Linked DNA regions of Homo sapiens: region 2 is linked to region 1. A link is an interaction called in ENCODE POLR2A ChIA-PET data of the cell type or tissue named here. Cell type or tissue: GM12878. All regions are shown on one strand. Links, peaks and the distances in the headings refer to the core of each region. The heading gives the core; the rest is flanking DNA. Region 1 overlaps ZBTB38 (zinc finger and BTB domain containing 38). Region 2 has its middle 36 kb from the start of ZBTB38.

Region 1 (10,322 bases), core at 733-8,732:
TTTAAAATTTTTTGTGGAGATGGGGTCTTGCTATGTTGCCCAGGCTGGTCTCAAACTCCTGGTCTCAAGCAATCCTCCCGTCTTGGCTTCCCAAAGTGTTGGGGTTACAGGCATGAGCCACTGTGCCTGGCCCACTTTCATTTTAAAATTTTTAATTTTCCTCTGTGCACTTGCCTTCTTTATTTACATCTATATTTTTGCTTATTCCCCTCCCTGCAAGCACCCTCCCGTCCTCTGGAATATGCCTGGCATGTAGCAGATGCTCAATAAATGTGTTGACTGTTTATTTACCAAGAGAGCTGTTAAGAACAGGATTTCCCTTGGAAAGGAGCTGTTAGAATGAACCACATGGTACCAGGAACTTAAAGACTTAGCATGACCTAGTACTAAAGAGAAAGTGCTAGATCTCTTTCTAGATTCTTCTCACATAACAGTGAAGAGGCTCTAAGTCATAGTCTGATTCCCAGTCCATCTCCGGGGGATCCATGGAAATGGATGGGGTAGATCAATACCACTCTAGTATTATGGCAAGAGATGCAATCTTGGTATTATAGTATTATAAATATTATAGTATTTTATATTATAAATCATTCCAACAGAAAACCACATATTTGCCCATTTTGTTTTGGTGAGAACAGTGCAATTGTTTGCACAGTCTTGCTGTCACACCTGCTCTGGCCTGCCCAGTAAAAATACCGGAGCCAAAAAGTGTAAATGGGTTCAGGATAGCTTTTCAAACAATGAGATGGGGTAAGTGCCATCCTCTACAATCATCAAGAAGCATTTTCAGCTAATCTTGGAAATTCAATAATAATTGTAAATGGGTAAGTTTAGGAAAGCTTTGTGCCTTGTCAAGATTGCTGTGAAATATGAAGGCAAAGTATTAAGGTGAAACACAACGAAGTAATATATAGTAATTATTATTCTATTCACTGGTTTATTTATTAGAATGACGATGGTACGATACACTTCCCAACAATCTTATTTGGCTTTCTAGATCCTTGAATTGGGTTTAAAATTCTTTTAGGCAAGACTAAGAGCAACATAAGTGAATAATGCCACAAAAAAACGCCATTAAGTATGAAAATCTACAAGATGACGCAACCATGCTTGAGTCACAAACAAAAGAATCGACATTCTATAAAGAAGAAATACACTGTTGAATCTATCAGGCATTCATTTTAATGGTAAAACAATTGCATTGCATCCATCTAATCTTGTAATTAAGATTCAAATAGGTGCAAAATGATTACTTTGTACTGGCCTATCAAAATAGAAGACATTGTAGTTATAAGCTTTCTGACTAGCAGTAGTGTTTTAATTATAAATGCCTGGCTCATTATTTGCTCAAGAGCGAATGACAATTAGCTTGATCCTATTGCAACTGTTAATGCTGTTGGTACTAAAAAAAATAGGCAATATTGAATCAGGTTTCTGATATTTCCCTTCAGTTTACAATCTTCTGATTGATACTATATTCAAAATGTACTTAGTCATTTAAAGTCACAGGCAAGAAGGAAAATGGCTCCCAACAGCCAAAAAAAAAAAAAAAAAAGGTGTTGCAGGAAGGGTATTTCATGGCAAGCCTGGAGAACAAAATCAGTATGAGATGAATCACGTTCCAAAATAATTGAACCAGAGAAAGACTCCAAGCAAAATATTTTAGTTGGCCACAAAACAACATGACAACAACCACCACCACCCTTCAGCCCATTAGAGAGGTTCAATTCTACGATAGTGCTATGGAATAGAATATTAGTTAAACTGCTAGAATAAAGCAGCCATTTACACAGATGGTTTTGAATCTCAATGTTCTTCACATTGAAGCAAACCTCGGGGAGGTTTCAGGTTTAGCACCATCTTCCTAACACACCTATAGAGATATTTCCACAAAGGTTCAGGGTGCACTTGTCATTGGAGGGGTAGGCTTGGATGTGGGTCCTTTTCTACCGACAGCACTGAGGTTACCAACGGAGGGATCAGGGAAGGCAAGAGTACAAGCATTTTCTGATTCTCAGAATTTCTGAAATACCTTTTGTTTCAGTGGCGCTGGTGAACTTGTGATAATGAAACTACACCTCTGTACACAAACCTTGACCTGCATTCTGGAGCATACTGCAAAGAAAACCTTAATTTTGAAAGTACTGAGCACAAAGGAGGGAGAGAAAAGCTGTCACTGTGCAAGCTTTCTCTATATGTTTAGAAACATGGCTTAATTTTTAAGGCTTGAAGACCGCATTAAAAACCATCTAAAACCAGTTCAGATTCTATATGAGAGGAAAAAGAACTGTAAATTTTTCATTAAACATTTGTTTCCTTTTTAAAGACATTCTTTTGCATATCTGTTATTACATGTTTAAATACGATTTGGTTACCAAGGAAACAGGTTCTGGCCCAGTGTTAAATTTGAAACTAAAATATATTTGAGAAGTTAAGTTCAAAAGAAAGAGCTCATGAAATTATTTTGAAAAGTGCCAGAACCACAGCTATATGGTCTGCAATGAACCATTCTAGGGGCTCGGTTTCATTTAGTGAAGCTCTATTTCTTTTAAGAGGGCCATCTATATTTAATATTTCCCTCTTTAAAAATTGTAACTCCTCATCCCCCCAAATTATATACATAATATAATGTATTCTTGTATATTACCTAAAATTAATTTTGGAAGCATATCAGTTTTTATTTTCATCTTTCATAAACACGTTTAAAGACCGCTTCTTAAAATTTAAATATTTTTAATGTTTCTTATTAAGCTTGTTTACGCTCTTTGAAATCATCTCCAGAAACCCATTTATTTTTAGTTTCAAGCTGAAATGGAGCTGAATCATCACTCTTTTCAAAAAATTCTTTTGTTGTCTAATGGCACCACACCTATCATATATATGATTTTTTTTTAAAAAAAATCTCCCTTTTATGGCAGAATCATTTACTAAGTTTGTAAAAGCTATACATTTATATACTATCTGAATAGCAGAGGCTGTCCAATTAAAAACCCTCCCCCAAAAGATTACAGCTGTCTTATTTAATTTTTGTTTTTTTAAAAGTCATATTCTAATGCATCTAATGTTCTTGCTGCATGGCTCAAAAAAAACTATAAAAACATGCAAATTTCAACCTACCTGTATGCATCACTTAATGCAGTGCTAGCATGACAAGACACTCAGCCATTTTTATGTAAAGCGATGGAGACCAACTGATTTCTCTGTCTTCTTGCTCACAAGTTTTAGATGCAATTGTCACATACACACAAAAATCATACGCAGAACAGCTTGAATGAACTGTGATCACAGAACTGAATTTATCAACAGGAAAACAGGATTGAAAAAAGAAGTTTCTCATCCAAGGTTTTTCTGAGACTGCAACCAAGGAGGTGGTGTGTTGAATTTTTTTCCCCTTCCTCCTCTGAGAGTTCAAAGCTCGGAGCTGACCACTGCAAAGGCCACTGTCACATTTGCTGAAAATCAAACCACTGATACCAGCATTGAAAATACAAATTTGAGAACCCAAGTTGCTTGCACATGATGGAGTGCATAAGAGTTAAAAATAGAATCCACCTTGCCTCCTACCTGCATAATAAACATGTAAGTTTCAAGTGTTTAATTTGATATTCACATTAATTAACAATACAACATACATTATTTAAAAGACAGCAAATGCACGAAGAAAGGAGAGACACCATCTGGTAGCAGAGTTTTGTTGTTGTTGTTTTTGTTTTTAGGGTTTGTGGGGGGTTTTGGTTTTGTTAAAAAAAAAAAGGTAAAATCATATTTTGAATGTGATGAAAAACAAACATCCAGAAGCAAATGAATTGGAAATGAAAGGTGATGTTGAAATATCTAAGGCTGTAATGAGGCAAAAACAAGTCTTCGCTACCAGATGATATGGCATACAGAGCATTTACATACTCACATCTGAAATACTAGGCAACGTGTAATGAATTCTAGACACAGCATGCACACACAGCACAAGCACGGCTAATCCTGCCTGCCATCTTAGGCTCGCAGAAGCAAGATACGCACTGCATGCAGCACACGAGCACTGGGGAAGGAGGAGGCAAGGGACAGCTCACCTTAAATGCAGTATCTGATTAATGTTGTAAGTGACATTGCATATCAGCCTCAGAGTCTTGGTTCAACTGGGTAGGAGGGAACAAAGAAAAATGTCATCAACTGGTGATGCAAGATGAGCCCAATCACTAAACACTGTTTAGTAAACTCCAAATTCTGCAACCAGACAGAAGGCATTTCATACACTTAAGCAGAGCTGCTCCACAATGAATGTGTCCTTCTGCTTCTGAGAATCAAACAATCCTTTTGCTAAGGAAGAAAATAAGCTGGAAAGAACACTCTCATATTCTCTTCCTGAAGAAAGCTTTCAATACAGTATGTATCTGGTCCGGGATGCATTTTATAGATGTTAATTTTATAGAATTGCTAAGAAAAAACCAAAACTGTTAAGCTCTTGCAAAGTAAAAAATAATTTTGATAAAGGGTATAGCATTTCTAGATTATTTTTCAAAATCCTAAATGGTGCCGGCAGGCTTGTAGAAAAATGCATGATCAGCTGTCTGTATCCGTGCTATAACCTTTAACCACAAGCAGTGTAAATGTATCCTGCTAAATGTATCTGCAGTACAGAGCGGCAGATACCGCCTCAGAATTTTATTAAAATGTGAATGGATTTTTTAAAACTTGGAAGCAGAATAAAATCAGAACAGAAAAATAAATTGATGCTGAATTCCTCTGGCTGTATAGCTGACCATCATGAACGATTAAAGCTATCCTTAGGATACTGACCTAAATAATACTAAGACTTACAGCAGCATACTGTATGCGTTCAGAACACAGAAAATGCAAAATGATTTATCTTCTCCCTCCCCCTCCAAAAGCTAAATTTTAAAGTAACAAGCCATTAATAGGAATACCAAAAGGCTATAGATAGTACATACTGTAAGAGAAGAAATCGTGTTGTGCTGAGATGCAATGTTTCTTTGTTTTACTTTGAGGCTTATTTTAGCTATGCTTGCATGATGACATTGACATCAGGAGGTCAGTGCTGACACTGGGTTGATATCCGTTTTATGAGTGAAATGTTTTCCGAAAATTAAATCTCATCTACTCAAACACCAAATTTCATGTCATCTTCAAAACCACCTCCCTACCCCCACTGCTCAAGATTGATGGGATCTAGTTTGGTGGTATGTAATAAATTGGAATCACCTTCTGCAGATAGTTCAATATGTAATGGTGAGGAATTAATTTTTTAAATAAAAAACATTCAAGAATTCTTATGCACCCCCTTTCATTCCTTCCTATCAACACACGCGCACACACACACACACACACACACACACACACTCAAAGCTCGAATTGCAATGAAATGTTTAACATGTGGAACAAAAACTGTTGAAAGAGCTGCTTATTCAGGATTTTTAAGAAATGCCTAATAAGCAAATACGGTTTTGCTGCAAAACCAGTGTCACCAGGTCCCCAAAGAGGAAAACAGCATAGCTTGCTAGCAAAATTTCCTCCAGATCCTGCCGGCAGGTAAAAAAACAAAAAAGCATTTTATTTGCCATGCTGTATAAAACAAGAAGTCTTTTATTTTTAAGGAAATAGAACAGATTCTTTTCCACTCTATAGCTACAAAGAAACCATACCCACCCCCACCCTTAGATCCTGGACATAAGCCAACATTTTTATAAAATGCTGAGACTGATTTTGAATATATAATATTTATAGTTTTCTTCTTCTTATCTCTCCAAAAGTCTTTAATTGCCTATTGCATCACTGAATATGCTGTTGTTAATTTTAACGCTTGCAAAAATGAATTAATATTTTCTGGGGTTGCTAGTTTTCCAGCACCTCAATCTTCTGTAAGGACTGGCTGAAAATAATCAGGTTAGCAACACATTGAAGCTCCCCAGAATTTTTTTAAAAGAGAAAATATGTTCAAACACCTTAGCTGAGGTACTAGGTTTCACAACTGGATCTTTTGTTTCTAGCTCTCATGCTATCTCCTGCCCCAGAGCATAAGTGATTTTTAGCTTAGTGTATGGAATGTACCCTGCCCTCCTATATCCTATACACTTTAAAGTCTCTGAGTTGAGTTGTCCAGATGGTGGGTCATACCTGAACCATAGCAAGAGTCCTCTTCTCTTTGGAGTACATCTCTCTCCCACAACTACTCCAGAAATAAATGTGGCTCTAACGAAAACAGTAGCTCCTGGTCTCACACCAATGGTGGAACCATCTTCCCCACCCCCACATCATTGCTCTATGAGCTCTGGTTAGCATTGACAGCGTCAGAAAATTAGAATGGAGTGTCCTTAGGCCAATTCCTCCTTTACCATGGGGGTCGAGAATTAGAGAGATGATCACGCTGAGTTATAAGGCACCAATTCAATATACGGTCATCTGTGAAGCAGAGTCCTTAGAGTGGGGTGGGAGGAGGTTGACGCAAACACCTAGGCATTGAATGCTCTTCATGTCTGTTGAGATATTCCCCATCAATGACGTTTGAAAGCTAGACATTCATTTAAAAATACTCGCAAATTATTATCATGTAGGCTAAATATACATGTTATGGAATCAACTCTGACCACATAGAACTAAGTCATCTGCCTCCTCTGTCGGGAATAATAAATGACAGTGACAACAACAGTAATCCATATTAGGCTCCCAGGAGATGAGTAAATAGTGTTCTATTCCCTTTACAGGGAAGGGTGGTGAATGTGGTCAGGTCCCCTACTGGTACTTGTAAGCCAGATGCCAGGGCAGTTTCCAAACCCCCTGTGGGGTTCTCTGTCCACCCTCTGTCAAAACTAGCCTAAAAGCCATGTATTGGTTTATTTTGTGATGTTCCAAGACACTCAATCAGTAAACGTGGTACGTTTACCAGACCTGCTCGGGTTAAACAAATGTGAACTATAGTTGAAAATATTCAAAGCAATGAGCTTGTTTAGGCAGACATTCTCAACTAGTAAATCCTGTTTTATACTTTCAGAAAACCATGCCCATGCCTGAATTACTTAAGCTTTGTCATGATTACTAGTGGCAAGGGTATGCATTCACTTATGATTTAAAAAAATTGCGTGCTTCTCATCAGCCTCCTCGGGGCATGTGCACAAACATTAATTTAAAAGGCAAATCCCTTTTCCACAGTGAACATTTTAGCCTGTTTCTGCCACTTTGACGAGTCAAACACGAGGAACCCGAAATAATCTGGCAGGCACAGGCTGGAGAAGGACGGAGCTAGACGTGAGGGGTGAGCCTTTCACTTTGATTAACGTGCTTACTTGCTCGTGGTCTCGTTGTTCTGCAGGCTGAGCTAATTTTCTTTGCAGTCCTGTGGGTTAAAGTTAAATTGCACGGCTAATGCAATGTACATAATTCAAGTATGAACAAAGCTTGACTCTCTATGTTTTAAAAAACATAAAGTCAGGGCACTGAGTCCCAGAGGAATACTTGGTTTATAAACATTTGGATCAGTTTGCATGTTCCTTTATGCCATTCACCACATTAAACATTACAGCTGGGTTCTTTTTACACCTAATAGAGGTAGTCAACATTTGTGGGTACATTGTTGTCAGGTTAGGCTATTCCAATTGAAATTAAAAGAAAAATAAAAGTGTTTACCAAATACACTTTTGTTTAAATTCTTAATATTTAAAAAGTTTAAGATTTTTTAATGAGGTTGGTTATTACATCTGTCTATAGCGTATTTAGTCCTGGAAACAACATGGTGATTTAATTTACAAATGACCAAAAATGCCTTTGGATTTTTGAGAAAGTTCAAAGCTACTTTGAACATCTACATCTTGCCTAGAGACCTGGGCAGGAACTTCTGCCTTCCACATTGATCAGAGCTAAAAAGTCTACACTAGCTGCCCTTATGGAGAACCTACTACATACTCAATATTTTAGCTACACGTCCAATGTTTATTTCATTCTAACCCAATAATCCTGCAAACTGAGTACCTTCAATTTTAGGTGAGGAACTAATAGAGATTACACACAGTAAATAGCAGACTTAGGATTCAAACCTAAGTTTGATTGATTGCAAAGTCTACGTCTTTCCACCAGTCCTAAGAGGATAAAACTTCCTCCTACGTCCACACTCCATCCCTGATGTCAGTAATCTTATTATTGTGCAGACACCTGGTAGAGGACTCTATCTCCTTGGAGCCCTGACTACCTCTGTTCATATGAATCAGCCTCTACCCTCCAGGCCCTGGGAACTGTGGGAACCTAGGATGCCACCAGCTGGAGACAGGCTGGGCCCAGCAGGTGGAAAAGACACAATGAAAGAGGAGGAATCAGATGGACCATGTTGGAAAGTTAAGTGTAGAAAGCAGAGTAAATATTTTAGTGGGAGATTTGCCATAATTCAAAAAATATTTTATGAGGCAAAATAAATGAAAATAAATGACATAAATATATTTCAGATGGAATGTTTATTTTAATAAATACATTTCCACTTGAAATGTATTTATTAAAACCTAGTGGAGTCTAGTTTTTTCCCTCTCACAGGTGACCAAACAGGCCGAGAGAGATACAACGATTTGCCCAAGATCACACACTTCATAAGTGAGTTTATTATTAATGCAGCCTTTCACTATATTAAAAATTATAGCTAGTTTCCTTTTACACCCAATGTATTCAGCATTTGTGAATAAATTTGTTATCAGGTTGTTAGAGTGTTCTACTCTAAATGATCAGTTAAAGAAAAATCAGTGTAACAATCAGAGTAGCCTGTTCTCTTTTGTTTGTTTGGTTTTGGGTTCTCTTGAGACAGAGTCTCGCTATGTTGCCCAGGTGGGACTTGAACTCTCAGTCGATTCTCCCGCCTCAGCCTCCTGAGTAGCTAGGATTATAGGCTCATAACACTGTGCCCGGCTAAAACTGACCTACTTTCAACTCACAAATAGTATTTTTCTCCTGAACAGATAACCTAAGTAGCTATTATGATTTTTTTCCAACATATTTTTAAATGGAATTTTAAAAAGCCTAATTTTGAAGTAAGAGATTTTCCTCAACCAAATTTACTGCTTTATTTTATCATTAAAATGATTTAAACACTAAAATCATTTTAATGACTCTGTTTGTTAACATCTGTTCATTTTGCCTCTGTCTCAGGTCCCTTCCAGTTCTAAAAGTTTGTGATTCTAAAAAATCAAGCCCAGCTTGTTTTCTAGGTCAAGTAGGCCAAGAGCTGGACTCCAAGTCTCCTGTCTTCTGGTGTAGGTGGCCAGCTGACTATCCTGCTTCATTTGCAGTAATTGTATATGCCAACAAGATGGCTCTCAAAGGGGGCTTTCTAATCCACCAGCTCCACCCTACCTGGGAATAGGAGAGGAAGACTATCTTGCTCAACGCTCATAGGTAGTAGAATGAAGGGTTGGGTGAATGATATGCTTGAGGATTCTGAACTCCAGGAAACCTTCTCCAGTTCTTAGACATGAGCATCCTCACGTCCATCCATTAGCATCTGTGTAGGACATGAGAAAGGAGTACATACCTGTTGGCAAAGATTGGGCAGCAAGCCTTGTGGACCAAACTGGGGTTACTCTCCAGGAAAGAGCTGGAAGGAAAAGGGAACTGTAAACCATGTGTTTTTTAACAAAGGAAAAGTGGCAAATGACATAGGCTGCAAGGCAGACTGTGGTAGACAACATCTCAACCCATCCTAACCCAACTCAAATCCTCTGGTGGGAGCATCCTCAACAGGTGTCACCACCATTATGGAAATCACTACCTCGGCTTTAGCAACTGAATAGTTGCTGCTTTCATTTCTCAGTGCATCAGTGCATTTGAAACATGGCATGAGTAATGACCTTGAGTGCCCATTCCTACTACCCAATCACATGCTCATTTTCTGCCATGACTGCTTGTCACGCACCAGATGGAGAGCAAGTGAAACAACAGGGCCTTCTAGATTCTGAATTGGCAAAACACATTCAGCAAGGAAGTAGAGTTTCATCTTTTTGGAGAGACTGGCAACTAGGCTGAAAAGGGAAGGTGGGGATATAAATGAAGGTAAAAAAGTAAGAATTCTTACAGATCCATAAAAATCCACCTCATGTGAGAGCATAATCTTCTCTTTATATCTTTCTTCACACCCTGGGCAACAAATATTTCAAGACTTAAACCTGGGAATAAATTTACTTGCTTTCTCTTCTCTCAGATACATGACATTGCAGCTCAGAAAGGGCCACAACAATGCACCTCTTCTCAGTCAGAGAAGCTTAACAAACCTCAGTGAGTCTTTAACTCCTTTCGACTAAAGAAAAAAACACAATGCATTTTGGTTGTATTGAATTATC
Region 2 (10,322 bases), core at 1,493-9,492, 54 kb after region 1:
AAATGACCTCAGCTTTTGTCTAATTTGGTCCTGTGACCAGACCACAGGCAACGCCTCATCCAGGGAATTGATTTCCTTTGCAGCTCTTTGCTAAGAGGCCCATCAACATGATAAAATGCTGTGCAGTCATTACATATTACTCGGCTGTAGGATGAGGCATTTCTACGTGTTTGGACATGGAAAGACCTTCAACAGGTATTGTGGAGTAAAAAATTCAAGTTGCAGATGAAATACACAGCACAAACACACACCAACAACACTCCGTTATACTTGTATGCAGGTTCCTACATCTGTATATAAACATAAAGCAAAGGGTCTTGAAGGTAGAAACCATGTCAGTTACTCTCACTTCCTCAGAGAAGCGGGGAGTGACTAGAACTGGAAGTGGGCGTCAAAGGAGACTTCAGCTTTATCTATAGGATTTGTTTGCAAAGAGAATGTGTTATGTACGTAATTAGAAACTATTTTTTTAAAGCTGCTCAAGCAAGATGATGCTAACACACCCCATTTGAAGTAAAATGAAGGAATTTACTTTTCCCTGCCTAGTGATTCTCAAATGGGCAGTCTCACCCATCAGAAGGTGTTTGGAAATGCCTGGGGGCATTTTCTGGATGTCACAAATTCTCCTGGGGGCTACTGGCATTTAGTTCCCCAGGGACGGGGGATGCTAAATGTCCTACCATGTGGGAAAATCCCACACCACATAATAGTATCTCTGCCCAGAGGCCGACCGTGGCCCTAGTGAGAAACCGCACAACACAAAAATTTGTGTTTGTTGTACAAGTAAATTCATCTATTACTGCCAGGTGTGGTAGCTCACACCTGTAATCCCAGCACTTTGGGAGGCTGAGGTGGAAGGATTGCTTGAGGCCAGGAGTTCAAGACCACCCTGGCCAACACAGTGAGACTCCATCTCTATAATAAATAAATGAATTAATTAAAAAAAGGAAAACTGTATATTTAAAAAAATCTATTACATACATGTAAGAGGTGTTTTTCTGTCTTTGGTTTGAACTACTGAGATGCCCAACACATGTTCTGTCTCTCTATATAAAATAGTAAATTTTATCACTGATGGTCAAGAGAAGCAAATAGAAAACCATGCCAGTTGCTCTTGGTGGGAAGCCTGGGTTTTAATGGAGCTATTGGCATGGGTTTGACATCTCCCATTTAGAGTATGTGAATATTTCTGAGAATAAAGCTCATCCAGGCACCAGCCAGTGCCTTTGTACTTTGCTGATACTTTAAGACAAACGTCCCATCGACCAGCAGTCAGGCAAGACTGAGAGCCTTCCAAGTAAAGTTGGGAGGGTCCCTTCTCCCATGGTTAGCAGTTCCAGCACAGGACTGTCTGCTTTCAGTCTGCTAGTAGTCTGCTTCACACTACTGGCTCTTAGAAAGCAGCTTTCAACTCACAGTAGTAAGAGAGAGAAAGGTGATGACAGGCAAAATGAAAAGAATATATGATATTTTCCCCTTCAATTTCATACCCTTTGACACTTGTGGTTCATACATTCAACACATATTTACTGAGCATTCTACTATGTGTCAGCATTGTGCTAGGTGCTGGGGTGTAGTAGAGGATGAGACATAAATGCTTACATTCTAGTGGAGAAGGCATAATAAATAAACAGATACACATAAATCAGGTCATTTTAAACAGTGGTTACTATTGTGATGAAACAGCATGCGGATGTGATTGATAGAAACTGGTGGGACCAACATGTCATGGAGAGTTCAGCAGAGGTGCCTCTGGGAGGTGATCTGAGGCTAGCTGGGCCCTGTTGTGGGGAATGATAATTGTGCCATCAGTGGCCAAGGCAGCAGCCACGGAAGGCCTGTGCCTGTTCCTGTCTCTTCCAGCCCAGCCCAGGGCATCATGCTGCCTGAAACAGCAGATTCAGTCCAGATCTTGTAGGTTATCTGTGCTCCAGGGCTGGGAAAAGTTATGAGGAACATTCACACTTCTTATTTTGTTTTCCAGCCATCTAAGCCCAGGCTTTCAGCTGAACTCAGGCCAGGATTTCAGCTGTATCTAAGGAAGTTGATTTCATTTGTTCTAGAGGTATAAGACTAGAGTTTACTTGTGGATAATAGGCATGGGACTCTAAAAATTACTGTTACTTAAAAACACTTGTATGGCCATTACTTTGTATCAGACACAGTTCTAAACACTACAAATATTAAGTCATTTAGTGCTCGCAACAAATCTACATAACACGAGCAGACAACTATTATCCTCAGTTTATGCACGAGGGACACTAAGGCTGTTTCTCTCACAAAGGCCTTCCAACCAAGCACCCTTTCCAGGGATATGCAGTGTGGTTCTGGCTGACCGGTAGCACCAGCATTGAGTGGGGCAGACCTGGCAGTGGTGACGGCAGCAGAAGCGGTAGTGTCGGCAGCAGAGGCGGTAGTGTCAGACATGCAGATTCTTGACCTGCCCCAGAGCTACTGAACCAGAATCTGTGCTCTGCAGGTGATTCTGATGGATGGCCAAGTTTAAGGACCAGAGATCTAGTCCATTTTTTCATTTTTAGAAAGATGATCTGAAAGATTAGCCTTCCATATCTAGCTAATTGTTCAAAATCAGGTGTTTTAATTTTATGCAGCCTGTCTCCTTCTTTGTTAAAGCTCACTTCTCAGGTAGAGGAACTGGGCACAGCAGGGTTAGAATCAACTCGTTAATCAGGGGTCATTACAGCAGGATGTAGCGCATGCAGGGGGCTAGGATATGTGGTGCCGGGGGCTGGGGAAGGTATAGGGAGAGGCACTGCAGACCACAGGACAGTCCCTGCCTGAGAGAGTATCTCATCCCCATGTGCGAGAAGGGGAGAGGGACAGACAGGGGTGCTGTCCTCTTATGGTGACATCCCATGTACAGCTAACCTAAGGCAATTTAACAATATATCCTTCCCAGAGAGAAAGGAAGGGAGAAGGAAGGAAAGGAAGGAAGGAAGGAAGAAAGGAAAGAAGGAAGGAAGGAAGGAAGGAAGAAAGGAAAGAAGGAAGGAAGGAAGGAAGGAAGGAAGGAAGGAAGGAAAGAAGGAAGGAAGGAAGGAAAAATGGAGGGAGGGAGGAAAGAAGGAAGGCAGGGAGGCGATTTAATGTTGAAAGCATCCCCCCTCACATTCCCATGAGAAGATGCCTCAGAGAGAACCTGCATTTCCCTGAGGTTCTAGGTTACCATGGGCCTCTTTGGCACATAGCTTTTTTTTTTTTCTTTTAAATACCTGAGAAGGGATCTAAAGATTTTTCATTAAACATGATCCTGAATGCAAACCAACCACATTGCTTGGTTGTCAGCCAAAAACACATGGTCTGTCTAGTGCTAGAAGAAAATGGCTATATTAGGCTTCCTGAGAGATGTATGCGTCCCATTCTTTATGGGTGATTCAAAGGATTCTCAGGAGACATTTTGATTCCATGTATTTCCCTGTGTGTGCTGACTTTAGACACTACCTTTTATGTAAGAGGCAACCACACTGTTTATGAAAGTCTATTTTCTGACTTTCCATGTTGTCAAAGCTGAAAAATTGGCCAACCAGATTCCACCCTAAGCTGTAAGATCCACACTGTGAGGGAGAAACTAGACTGCAGCCCTAGGAGGAAGCAAGAACTTACAATCATTGGTGGAAGCTGGCTATGAAAATATCCACTGCAATATTACTGTGCTTACACAGTGAGTGTGTGCTCCAAAACCCAACAAATTGCAGGGCCAGATGTCTCTGGGTCCATGAGGGTGCTAGGCAAGGGGTCAATGCAAGGCTGGGCACTCTTTCCCCACCCACACTGCCCTTGTCTTGGCAGCCTGGGCTCTACTTGTCCACCCTCTGCAGCCAGCCCTGTTGGTGCTTCTTGATCCTGTGGTAACCCCTTCCTCTCACTGATTAGGCATGGAGTGGACCCAGCAGGGGCTGTGCCTGGTCAACCTGAGCCTCCATCTCACAAATGTGATCTGAGTGGCAGGCCATCTGTGGCTGGCCATCCAGATAGCAGCAGGCTTTGGAGCCATGAGGTCTTGTGGACTCTGGGCTGGTAGATGTCAAGCAGAGACAGGCAGACAGAAGCAGGGATGAAGTGGGCCTGGAGTGAGCAACCAACCATGTGAGTGACTCTCCCGTGCTGGTTTCCTGGGCCTGGCTGAGTCTGACTTGCTGTCCTAGGTCTCCTTTACCTATAACCTCACACCAACCCCAGTCCCCTATTAACTGAGCCAGTTGGCATTGGCTTCTGTCTCCTGTATCCGAACAAGGCTTTACCGGAGCAAACAATGAGTCTGGGCTTTACACTGTCCCCTGGGGCCCTCAAAGGCCTGCTAAGGATTTTACAAAGGAGCCAGATCTCCAACCCCTTGTAGAACTCACTGTGGAGCTTCAATCACTTGTGACCTCTTGAGACCCAAAATGCAAACTTCTAGAATTTAGATGGTCTTGGCAAGTTCATTGTTTAAGAAACCCCTTTCTACAGGACAGGTATTTTTTTCCTGGTGCCATGTAAAATGCCCACACTTGTTCTGTATCCTTCCTTTTCTGATGAGTTCTCTGTGCCACTGAATGTCGGGTATGAATTTCCCCTAGTTTATCAATTAGGTGTAGAAACAATAACAATAGTTTCCAGTAGTTTTCAAATTTTCAGCACAGAATCTTTTTTCTTAAGCTAATGTTACTTGAAACCTCAGTACAGAAGATATATAAGCAGAGCTGCCCTCTGGGTTTCTTCTTTCGGCATCCCTCCCCCACTCCATCTGCAGGCTCTTCTAGAAGCCAAGGGCGCCAGGAACAAGCATTCAGGGCATTGCTCAGGGCGGCAGATCGTTTCATCCTTATCTACAGCAAATATCATGGAGCACCCATTACATATTATAGCCCCTGACAAGCTCTGGAAATACAGCAAAGTACAAGACACATCCCCAACATAAAGGAGAGGTGGCCGGGTGAGAGCCTGTGCCAAGTTTGGAGGTGCAGCTAGGGCTGCAGGGCTCAGAGCTGAGAGGAGTTGCCAGGTGCTAGAGTAGTTGGGGAAGGGGCCACTGCCACCCAGTATGTGGGACTAGAGCAGAATTTCAATAGGTTTACATAAAAAGAGAAGGGGTGTGTAGACAAGACACAGACAAGAGGAGAAATGTGAGCAAGGGTGGAACTGTCTGGGTGCACTCAGGGAATGGCCAGCTGATGAATTTGGTTGGAGTAGCAGGGCATTCTCAATGGGAAAATAGGAAGGGGCCAGAATTTGAATGACAGGCTAGGAAAATTCAACTCATTTCAGAGGCCATCAAGAGCCCTGAATGATTCAACTTAGGAAAAAAGTATTAGGATGAAAAACAAGATAAGCACAAAAATGAGACATCAAGCTGCTCAGTTATGGTGTTTGACGTGGATCTGCAGGAAAGGCCAAGGGTCAGAAAAAGAAACGTTGGTGACACAATTCCCCGCTGCTGACCCTCTTCCCCAAAGGGTCACACGTCTTCCAGACTGAAGGCAAGTGCATTATCTTCCACTTATTTGTCAGGCATCAGAAAGCACAGTGACTCATTTGAAGTCCCCAGCCGAGGACTCCCAGGGGCCCTGACTCACAGGCCTTCCCAGAAGAATCCTGTCCAAGCACAGATGCATGATCACCAGACACTTGTTCATCGGCTGGTGAAAGCAGCTTCCTGGCTCGGTCAGCGCTTCTCAGATCTTTCCTCTTCTGCTCAAACCCATGAATGGGAAACACCTTAACTCTCTCCCAGCCTCAGGCTCAGCCTCAGCTTACTATGACACACTTGCAGCCTAAGGAATACAGAGAAGAATGGCCCCATGTTGAAGTCTCTCCTAAAACCAGCAAAGTGAACACAAACACCTACACAAAAATACAGTAATTCCTTCTCATTTGTGTGTGAGCAATAAAAAAAAAACAAAAAACAAAAAACAACCCAAACACAGTCATTCTTGAAGCAGGCATAAACATCAGTGCTGTACAGGTGAAAGCTGTACTCAGGCTACAGACTTCCATGGGGACGACAGTGTAAGACATTCCCTCACTGGACACAATTTGATGGTGACATATTAGGGCTAGCCAGCTCTGTCTCTGTCTCTCTCTCCTACATAATCAGTAGCCTGAATTTGTCCAGTAGTTGCCTAGAGTGAAATAGATTCTCCAGGTGGGAACATAACCAAGGACTTTGCCCAATCACCCCAGAGCTCTTAGGCATGTTATTCCATAAGGTACACGTTCACCTGTGTCACACATTGCATAGTGCATGCTTCAACAGAAGAGTAAATGAGATATTTAGAGTTGATGTCATGACTCATGAGATGGAGTTGGAATTGAAGATCTTATAAGCAAAAGTTCAAAGAGATGCTGCTAGTAATAATATTTGAGCTGACAGAGGAACTCTACATATATCTTCTCTTTGATCATTATAAGGATCTGGAGACATGGGGAAAGTACATGTCTGTTTTCTGTTGCTTATAACAGAATACTTAAAACTGGGTATTTTATAAGGAAAGAAATGTATTTCCTTTAGTTATGGAGGCCAGGAAGTTCCAGGTTGAGGGGTCACATCTGGTGAGAGCCTTCTTGCTGGTGGGGACTCTCTGCAGAGTCCTGGGGTAGCACAAGGCATCGCATGGCGAGGTTCTCTTCCTCTTCTTGTAAAACCACCAGTTCCCCTCCTGTGATAACCCTTTAACCATTAATCCATGAATGGATTAATCCACTTTTGAGGGCAGAGCCCTCATGATTCAATCAACTCTTAAAGGCCTCACCTCTCAATACTGCCCCATTGGGGATTAAGTTTCCACGTGAATTTTGAGGGGAGCATTCAAACCACAGCAGTGCATTTGGGCAGGGTGGCAAGAACAGAAGCATAAAGAGTCTGAGTGTCTGACACAAGGTCCCTGAACAAGGGAGGGCCTGAACACCCTCTCATCCTGGTCCTCTGGTTTCAGAGGCTGTGTTCTTTCCAACAACTCCACAGGGTGGCTGAGAATGACATCATCAGAAAAGGGACACAGAGGGACAAAGACAGCCACCGTACATCCCCCATCAGTGGAGGAAGGCTTTCTGGTGAGTGGGTTGCAATGGACTTGCTAGCACCTTGCTCAGAATTTCCAGGAATCTGTTCCCAAGGCTCTGGGGGGCAAAGGCAGAGGACGTTCCATGGTACCCTTAGTCAGGAGAGCGCATTAATTGCAGCTGCAGCCAGTGACCCAGCACTGATGAGAAAGCTGTCAGCTGAAAGCTGGACCAGACACACTCCCTGAGGCCACTGGCTATAGTCAACACTGGACACGTACACCTCCCAGTGCCCATCATGACTCCAGAGGAAGGAACTCTTCAAAGAACCTCCTGGTGACTGTGCCACCTTTCTTCCACAATAAATATGTCATCTCTCCTTCATTATTTTATATATATAAAATACATGCATACATAAATAAATGTATATAAATTATATGTGATATATATATACAATATATGTAGATATATAAATTTTTTTATAGAGGCAAGGTCTCACTATGTTGCCCAGGCTAGTCTTGAACTCTTGGGCTCAAGCAATCCACCCACCTTGGCCTCCCAAAGTGCTGGGATTACAGGCGTGAGCCACCGTGCCTCACCACCCTTCATTATTTTTCTATTCCAACGAGTTTTCTAAAATTTTCTAATTAAAAAAAAATCCAAACAGTACCAAAAGCTGTACAATGAAAAGCAATAGAGGTTGAAATATAGGATTCTAGTTATTGACACATAAATGTAATGCAGTATCTGGAAACTTCCATTTTACAAGATGAGAAAATTAACCTTCCATTTCTGCTCTCCTCCCCTGTCCCTAACCTCTGGGTCCCTTAATATCACTGCTACATGGCACCACGTTTTATAACTTGTATGTCTTGCCCTAGAAATATAATTCTTTGTGCTTATATACGTTGATTGTTAAAATTAAAAACAAACAAGTAGCATGTATAATACTCTGCTTGTGGCAGTATTATTCTTTCCAGAGGCAAGTGGAGACCCTCAAAGAAGGATGTACAGTCACGAGTCATTAAACGTGTGCCGCTCCGAGGGAAATAAAATTAAGCTGGGAGAAGGATGTGGGAAGGGATGGAGTGATGTATCGAAGTTATTTTTCCTGAGCATGTTGAAGGCATTTCTCTAATTCCTTTCGTTGAATGGCATGAAGGATGGGAGGAACACAGTCAGGGACCTTCCTTCACATACTCATCTATATTTTTGAGCACTGGCCATGTGCTGGGCACTATGCTAAGTGCTTAAGAAGCATATAAAGGATGGTTCTCACCTTCAAGGGGAAAAGACAGGAAAACTAGTGTGCAGAGAGTAAAAGCTCCAAGGAGGCGGGGTTTTTTTCTTTTGTGGCTTGTTCGCTGTTGTATTTGTAGTATTCAGACTAGCCAATTATTGGATGAAAGAATGAGAGCAATGGCAGAGCTATGCACGACTGGGGGACGGGGAGACAGGTAGGGGAGGAGCACCTATGGGAGCACTCAGGAGGAGGCCTGGAGGGCTCAGGGAATGCTCCCAAAGAGAGCTTGGGTTGAATTTTGAAGACCAAGTAGGAGTAGGACATGGGAAAAATTGGGAAAGGGAATCCCCAGTAGTTTGGTGGGAGCAGAAGGTGCGTTTGGGAACATGAAAGGAGATGAGGAGGGAATGACAAGAGGGGAAAGAAGGGCCTTGTGTGCCAGGCAGAGAAGCCTGGCTGCATTCCAGGGGTGACAGAGCGCCTTGGAGGGTTGTCAGCACAGGAGTGGTGTGGTTGGGCTGTGTTTTAGAGACGCTCTGTGTGGGGAGTGTGGGGGTTACCCAGGGGCTGGAGGAGTCCAGGTAGGGGCTCTGTGATGAGACATGATAAGAAGCTGGCTAAGGTGCTGAGGTTGGAGGGAAGGGCCTAGACCCAGGAAACATTTAGGAGGTAGAGTGTGCACAGTTTGGTAGCTGAGGGGATTTCTGGGATGGACAAGAAGTTCAGGTTGAGTTTCTGATTTGAGTAAATGAGGGGGTGGTGACATCATTCACAGAAAGAGAGATTAAGAAAAGAGTAGTGGCTTCAACAAGTTTTGAGGAGGTGCTAAGTGCCATTGCAGATGTGCTGTGCATGTGGGATATTCAAATGGGGATGGCTGTAGACAAGTGGATCTATCTCTAGATCTGAGAGTCATTGGCAAATAAGTGGTAGATGAGGCTGAGGACAGAAAAATGTCGGGTATTATGCACATGAAATTGTATGAAAAACACCACCTTTAAGCATGGATAGACAGAGAAGTCCATGAAGGAGACTGGGAGAAGGTGAACTGGAAGAGAGGGTGTCACTGTTTCTGTGCAGCGGCGTGCGAACGAATGAATGATGAATATATTATGTAAAATGATGAATTACCTTACCTTTTCTCCTGGCTTTCCCATCTTGAACTTCAAGCATTAGACTATACAACCAGAATCTTTCCCCATTAATCTTGGTGCAGCAGCCACCAGAGGCATGACCTAGTTCTGCATGTGGTTATAAAATTTCTCAAGGGTTTTCAGGAAAGATTGGAAGACACAGAGTCTCAGTAGCTTTCCAACCAGTCGTTTCCCTGGCAATTAGCTTTATATATTTTTAAAATAAACTTTCTATTTTACAGTAGTTTTTAGATTTTGAGAAAAGTTGACAAGATAGTACAAAGAATTCCCATATACCCATTACCCAGTTTCCTCCATTATTCATGTATTACATTAGTGTGGTGCATTTCTTACAACTAACAGGCCAATACAGATATAGTATCATTAACTAAAGTCCAAGCTTTATTCAGTTTCCTTAGTTTTTAACTAGTGTCCTTTTTCTGTTCTAAGGAAGCATCCAGGTGACCACATTCCATCTGGTTGTCACGTCTCCTTAGGCTCCTCTGGGCTTTGACAGTTTCTCACATTTTCCTTGTTTTCTTGATGACCCAGACAGTTTTGAGAAGTGCTGGTCAAGTATTTATAGAATTTTCTTCAATTTTAGTCTGACATTTTTCTCACGGTTGGACTGGGGTCATGGGTTTGGGGGAGGAAGACCGCAGAGGTAAGGTGCTGTTCCTGTCACATCATATCAAGGTACAGACCATCAACATCATCACTGTTGATATTGACCTTGATCGCCTGGCTAAGATAGTGTTTGTCAGATTTCTCTTTTTCCCCCTTTCCATGCTGTACTCTTTGGAAGGAAGTCTATGTGTGGCCCACACTTAAGGAGTATGGAGTTATGCCCCACCTTCTTGAGGAAAGAGGCAGTCAGCTTTTTAAATCTCACCCTGCCTTTTCATTTGAAGAGAACATCTCTTCAGCTTCTTTTCCTTTCTTTC

Evidence for each region. ChIA-PET counts read pairs that join two places held together with the same protein. Peaks named below come from ENCODE experiments on the same cell type or tissue, not always from the same donor. Only the 100,000 strongest peaks of a DNase experiment are listed, where the experiment ranks them.
Region 2: POLR2A ChIA-PET joins it to region 1 with 5 read pairs; 3 of 35 experiments call an interaction of 5 or more read pairs at or near these places.

The regions. Positions count from the first base shown.
Region 1 is chr3:141,380,683-141,391,004 of GRCh38, reverse strand. ZBTB38 (zinc finger and BTB domain containing 38) reads right to left here. Exons shown (of 6, transcript NM_001376113.1): 3 at 9,518-9,580; 4 at 4,068-4,133. Among named protein-coding and RNA genes, the nearest start is that of ZBTB38, 17 kb to the right of the region's middle. RefSeq lists an enhancer at 3,220-3,449. In GM12878, for the core only: no CTCF peak of the experiment used is centred there; a DNase peak (open chromatin) is centred at 4,084; H3K4me3 peaks cover 7,203 bases; H3K27ac peaks cover 8,000 bases.
Region 2 is chr3:141,327,127-141,337,448 of GRCh38, reverse strand. It overlaps a transcript of ZBTB38 not described here. Among named protein-coding and RNA genes, the nearest start is that of ZBTB38, 36 kb to the left of the region's middle. RefSeq lists an enhancer at 39-118. In GM12878, for the core only: no CTCF peak of the experiment used is centred there; DNase peaks (open chromatin) are centred at 5,608 and 8,968; H3K27ac peaks cover 2,827 bases.